Linked DNA regions of Homo sapiens: region 1 is linked to region 2. Evidence: chromatin loops called from intact Hi-C (ENCODE). Cell type or tissue: sigmoid colon. All regions are shown on one strand. Each heading gives the region's core, and the rest is flanking DNA. Links, peaks and the distances in the headings are about the cores only.

Region 1 (2,904 bases), core at 123-2,622, 650 kb before region 2:
TTGTGCTGCATTCAAAGCCGTCCTGGGCTGCATGTGGCTCGCAGGCCACGGGTTGAACGAGCTTGATTTAGATGACTCCAAGGAATTATAAAATGTTCTTTTTTTTTTTTTTTTTTGAGACGGAGTCTTGCACTTTCGCCCAGGCTGGAGTGCAGTGGCCGGTCTCAGCTCACTGCAAGCTCCGCCTCCTTGGTCCTCGCCATTCTGCCTCAGCCTCCCAAGTAACTGGGACTACAGGCGCCCGCCACCACGCCCGGCTAATTTTTTGTATTTTTAGTAGAGGCGGGGTTTCACCGTGTTAGCCAGGATGGTCTCGATCTCTTGACCTCGTGATCCACCCCCGTCGGGCTCCCGAAGTGCTGGGATTACAGGCGTGAGCCACGGCGCCCAGCCTACATAATGTTTTTGATGAAATAAGGGCGTGTGGCTATGTAAGAACATGCCAGCCGGGTGCGGTGGTTCACGCCTGTAATCCCAGCGCTTTGGGAGGCCGAGGTGAGCAGATCACTTGAGGTCAGGAGCTCAAGACCAGCCTGGCCAACATGGAGAAATTCTGTCTCTACTAAAAATACAAAAATTAGCCGGGCATGCACCTGTAGTCCCAGCTACTTAGAAGACTGAGGCGGGAGAATCGCTTGAACCTGGGAGGCGGAGGTTGCAGTGAGTCGAAATCGCGCCACTGCACTGCAGCCTGGGGGACAAGAGTGAAACTCCATCTCAAAATAAAATAAAATAAAATAAAATCGGATACATAAAGCAAGAGTGACAAAAACTTGATATTCCAGAACTTGGGTGGTAGGTATGTGGGGATTTATAGTTCTTTTCACTGTTTTGTGTATATTTGAAAAATTTCAAAATAAAAAGAGAGGCTGCCTTAGGTAAACAAAGACAGTATATAATACCCACAGTGTCAAAGCAGAAAGTATATGGACGCTCTCAAAAGTTATTTCTCTTATCAGACCAACTCTCCCTGCTTTCTTCCTGCCTTGGCTGATGATTTACCTTTTATTAAAATTCTCACATTCCAATACCTTGATTACTAATGGTTATATTAATCACTTTTATTTCATATTTCAATCAACAGATCAACATTTATTATTAGCCATGAATATGTGCCGCTGAGAACGTCCGGAAACCTCCTCCTCCTCCCGTTCTCCGTTCCACCCAGAGGAGTCGCTCCCCAGAACGGTCCTTTCTGCCTGGTAGAACCTCGTATCACCACCAGGGGGCGTGCCATCACTGAATTTGCTCCGCGGCTGCTTCAGGAAAGATAAAATCAGCCCCGCAGTCTGAGTAACTGGTTACCAGGGTTTCGGCGCACCCAGGACCGGTGTTTGTCATTGTTTAGGCACGTCTCTGGTGACTTCATTCCACTATACCCAAGTCTTTTTGGGGAAACAATTACCCTATTTGAACAGAACAAGTAAGGCAAATTGGTAACTGGAAGATGACTAGGTGCTTCTACAGGATGTGTTGGGACATCCTGTCTTCCCCTGGGGCTTAGCTTTGGGTGTGGACCCTTCCTTCTCACTTGATGGTTGGGAAAGGATACCCCCCTCTCTGCAGGGGCACAGCCCCTTCTTTGTCCTGGATAGGCCTGGCTAGCAGAGCAGGAGTGAGCTGGCCCGTGTGGACAGGGGCGTCACTGGGGACAGACGAGGGGCCTCGACCTTCAGAAGCCTCTGTGGCAGGGAAGACCCCGAAGATGGCGGGACCGCTCTAAACTGCCAGGCGCTCTGCAGGCTCGGGCGCCCATTCTCTTGCACACCCCTGGGCCTCCCGTTCCCTCTGGCCATGCACTGAGTGCCTGCTGGGCTCCAGGCCACCTTCCTGCTCCGTGAGCCAGGGCTTTAGAGGACACAGGGCTTGAGCGGGAGGATGAGAGAGGGAGGGCTTCTCTCAATCGCAGATCTGATCCTGCCACTTCCCGCTCAAGAAAATCCTTTAGAGGGGGCAGCTTCGGATGGCTCCCTGTGGCCTCCAGTAAAAAGCAGAAGCCCTGTCATGGCCTAGGGGCCTGCACAATCAGCCCCTCCCTCCTCGGTGCCACTCTGCGCTGCCCGTGTTCACTGCCCTCCAGCCCGGGCGGCCTCTCGGTCCCCACTGCCCTGTGCTCACCGAGATGCTGTTGGCTCTGCCTGAAGAGTTCCTCTCCTGGACCCCTCCGTGCTCCCAGCCAAAGGCCTCCCCTCAGGCATTCTTCCTGCATCCTGAGCTTTTCCTTGGAAGCTTCTGCCACAACCATAACCCCATGCTTCCGACTCCCCCACTAGACTCTGAGCAACACAGAAACAACAGCATTTCCATAAAACCTTTTGAAAAACTGAAAATACTCTACGCATCCATCACGACCTCAAGCAGTGAACCAGGTAGCTGAGGCTTTGCTTTCCAAGAAGACTCCAAGGAAAGTGGCACAAAGAGAAAGAAAGTATTTGGGAATGAGAACCCTTCCTGAAGCCTTGGCATCACACCACGGTCAGCAGTCTTCTTTCCCTGTGTGTAAAGCTGACCCTAGCCAGGGATCAAGGGAGATCAGAGCTTATGAAAGGCAGGAGTAACGGCTGAGCAGAGAAGTGGCAGGAGCATGATAGTCATAACCAGACTGCTCAGAGCATAGAGTCCAGAAGCACCCCTTTTGCCTCCCTCTATGATATCTCCCAGTCCCTCCCTGCTCTAGGCCTTCCTAGCAGAGCTATCACCAAAGGGGGCCTCTGGAGGAGAAAAGGAATCAATGTGAAAAATTAAATTCTGGCTACTGTTCCTCTATACATTCATATGTTCATTTAATAGACCAATGGGGTGGTGCATGTGCCAGGCACTGGGATAGGTGCTGGAGATGGCTTTGAAGAGCTCAGACATAGCCAGCTGATGGGGGAGGCCATTAGTAAGAAAATCATTATGGTG
Region 2 (2,904 bases), core at 139-2,638:
GTGCGATCTTGGCTCACTGCAACCTCTGCCTCCCAGTTTCAAGCAATTCTTCCTCAGCCTCCTGAGCAGCTGGAATTACAGGGACCCGTCACCATGCCGAACTAATTTTTGTATTTTTTGTAGAGATGGGTTTTTGCCATGTTGCCCAAAGCTGGTCTTGAACTCCTGAGCTTACGCAATCTGCCCACCTCGGCCTCCCAAAGTGCCAGGATTACGGGCATGAGCCACCGTGCCCGGCCCTGTGTGACGATTTATGTCCACCCCTGTCTCCTCAACAGCCCCAAGAAAACAGGGCCCATGTGGATCATGTTTGCCACTGGGCTCAGAACATGATGCCCCAAAGTATGGCACCTTGGAATGCAGGGTATTTTGAGCTTCAGGAGATTGAGAGGGCTGCAGAAGCAATAAGTTTTCTCTGAACTCCTGACTTCCTTTCTCCCATTCGCCTTTCTCTCCTAAAGTGGGTCAGAGAAACTAGAACTCCTCTTCCTGGAAACAAACCCTAAAAACTAGCAAGGTCACTCTCTGACCTCCTCCCTTCTCCCTTGAAGATCCTCCTGTGACAGGTGTCCTACCCCATACCTAGAGAGAAGGAATATCATACAGAGACACAAAAGAATTTGAACAAACAGGCCTAGCTGAGCTCCTCCTAATCTATTACTCTTAGGTCACACCCCCTTTTGTCCAATCACATTTCTATGTGACTGTTTTTGTGTGTGTGTGTGTTTTTTGAGACAGAGTCTCACTCTGTCGCCCAGGGTGGAGTGCAGTGGCGCGATCTCGGCTCACTGCAACCTCCACCTCCTGGATTCAAATGATTCTTCTGCCTCAGCTTCCCGGGTAGCTGGGACTACAGGCGCATGCCAACACACCAGGCTAATTTTCGTATTTTTAGTAGAGACAGGGTTTTGCTATGTTGTGCAGGCTGGTCTCAAACTCCTGACCTTGTGATCTGCCCACCTAGGCTTCCCAAAGTGCTGGGATTACAGGTGTGAGCCACCTCGCCTGGCCGTTTTTTCTTTCTTAATTGTATTAATTCACTTATTCACCTGTTTAGAAACAGGGTCCTGCTGCTTTGCCCAGGCTGGAGTACAGTAGCTGTTCACAGGCCTGATCACAGCGCTGGGCAGTCTGGAAGTCCTGGGGTCAAGCGATTCCCACCTCTTTCCCACTCCTTCCTGTGTGGCTGGGACTACAGGCACGTGCCACTGCGGCGGCTTGCCCTCAGTTTTGATTTGACTTCCCACACCCTGGAAGTGAGCAGAGGGGCCAGGAGGGTGGTGGGCAGCGAGAGGTTTGAGGAAGAGCAGATATCAGCCGTTTGCTCCTTCGGGCCTTGAAAATTCAGGGGTATGAGGATCTTGCAGATCAGCCGCCCCGGCAAGACAGTGGCTGACCCTTGGCAGGGAGCGGATCAGAGCCTCCAGTTAAGACAACTGGTTTGAAAAGTCTATCCCAGGTGGCTCTGAACTTGTCCTGTCCTCCCGGCTTCCTTCTCTACAGTCCCGGGGCGGACTTGTGCTCTTAGTAGAGGTCAGAACCAAGAACAGGTGTCCGCCTCAGAGGCCGGGTCCCCACTGCTTGGGCTGCGCTGGTTGCGGGTGCAGGGCGCCGTGTGGCCACCAGAGGGCACTCTTGACCAGGCGCCGGAACAAGCTCGCGCGACTGGGCTTTGCAGCCCCTCTTTCATCTTCCCACTGTCCCTGGGCTCCAGGGTCTGGCCCCTGGTCTTCCAGTTCAGTGGCCGGCACCCCCACACCCCTCGCCCTAATCCCAAAGGCAAGCACCACGCAAGGTCAGAGAAGGAGTATTGAAAAGAGACATGTACTTAAATTTGAATTTCAGATAAACAAATAGTATTTTTTTCCCTAGGCCACCATCTTTTGTGGAAAGGTATACTTTTTTTTAGCTTATGTCCAGCGCAATAGTTTTGCTAAATTTGGCGACCCTATTTTGGAATCAGACCTTTGCATTGGGATTCCAGCCTCACTTTTGACAAAAATTCTCTACTTGACCAAACTCTACTCAGGCACTTCTGAGCTCTTTTCCAGCTAGGCTTGACTTTTGGGTTTCTGTGTTATCTCTGCAACCTCAAACCCCTGGGCTCAAGGGATCCTCCCACCCCAGCCTCCCGAATAGCTAGGACTAATGCTCACATTACTACATCTAGCTAATTAAAAAAATATATTTTTTTTGGTAGAGATGGGAGTCTCACTATGTTGCCCAAGCTGGTTTTAAACTCCTGGCCTCAAATGATCCTTCTGCTTTGGCCATGGTGCCCGGCTTGCATCATCCAATTTTTACAAGAATCCTAAGTCAGTTGAGCAAGAATTCCCTACCTTTGATATCTGATCACTTTTTTTTTTTTTCAGACAGAGTTTCGCTTCTGTTGCCCAGGCTGGAGTGCAGTGGCATGATCTTGGCTCACTGCAACCTCCACCTCTGGGGCTCAAGCAATTCTGCCTCAGCCTCTGAAGTAGCTGGGTTTACAGGCGTGCGCCACCATTCCAGGCTAATTTTTGTATTTTTTTTTTTTTTTTTTTTAGTAGAGATGGAATTTCACCATGTTGGCCATGCTGGTCTGGAATTCCCAACCTTAGGTGATCCTCCTGCCTCAGCCTCCCAAAGTGCTGGGATTACAGGCACAAACCACCGCGCCCGGCCAATATCTGATCACTTTTATTTTTTTTGATATGGCATCTCCCTCTTTGCACACAGGCTGGAGTGCAATGGCGAGATCTCGGCTCACCGCAACCTCCGCCTGCCAGGTTCAAGTGATTCTCCTGCCTCAGCCTTCCGAGTAGCTGGGATTACAGGCACACGCCACCAGGCCCAGTTAATATTTTTGTATTTTTAGGAGAGACGGGGTTTCACCATGTTGGCCACGCTGGTCTCGAACTCCTG

The links. A loop is a pair of places that touch in the nucleus more often than their neighbours do. Peaks named below come from ENCODE experiments on the same cell type or tissue, not always from the same donor. Only the 100,000 strongest peaks of a DNase experiment are listed, where the experiment ranks them.
Region 1: it touches region 2 in a loop (5-fold over the local background); 2 of 110 quality-filtered maps call a loop at or near these places.

Annotation. Positions count from the first base shown.
Region 1 is chr2:48,419,237-48,422,140 of GRCh38, reverse strand. No RefSeq gene overlaps it. Among named protein-coding and RNA genes, the nearest start is that of PPP1R21, 20 kb to the left of the region's middle. In sigmoid colon, for the core only: CTCF peaks have their summits at 1,014 and 1,214 (motif pointing right); DNase peaks (open chromatin) are centred at 1,230 and 1,640; H3K27me3 peaks cover 227 bases.
Region 2 is chr2:47,766,802-47,769,705 of GRCh38, reverse strand. No RefSeq gene overlaps it. Among named protein-coding and RNA genes, the nearest start is that of MSH6, 15 kb to the left of the region's middle. In sigmoid colon, for the core only: CTCF peaks have their summits at 1,416 and 1,620 (motif pointing right); a DNase peak (open chromatin) is centred at 1,615.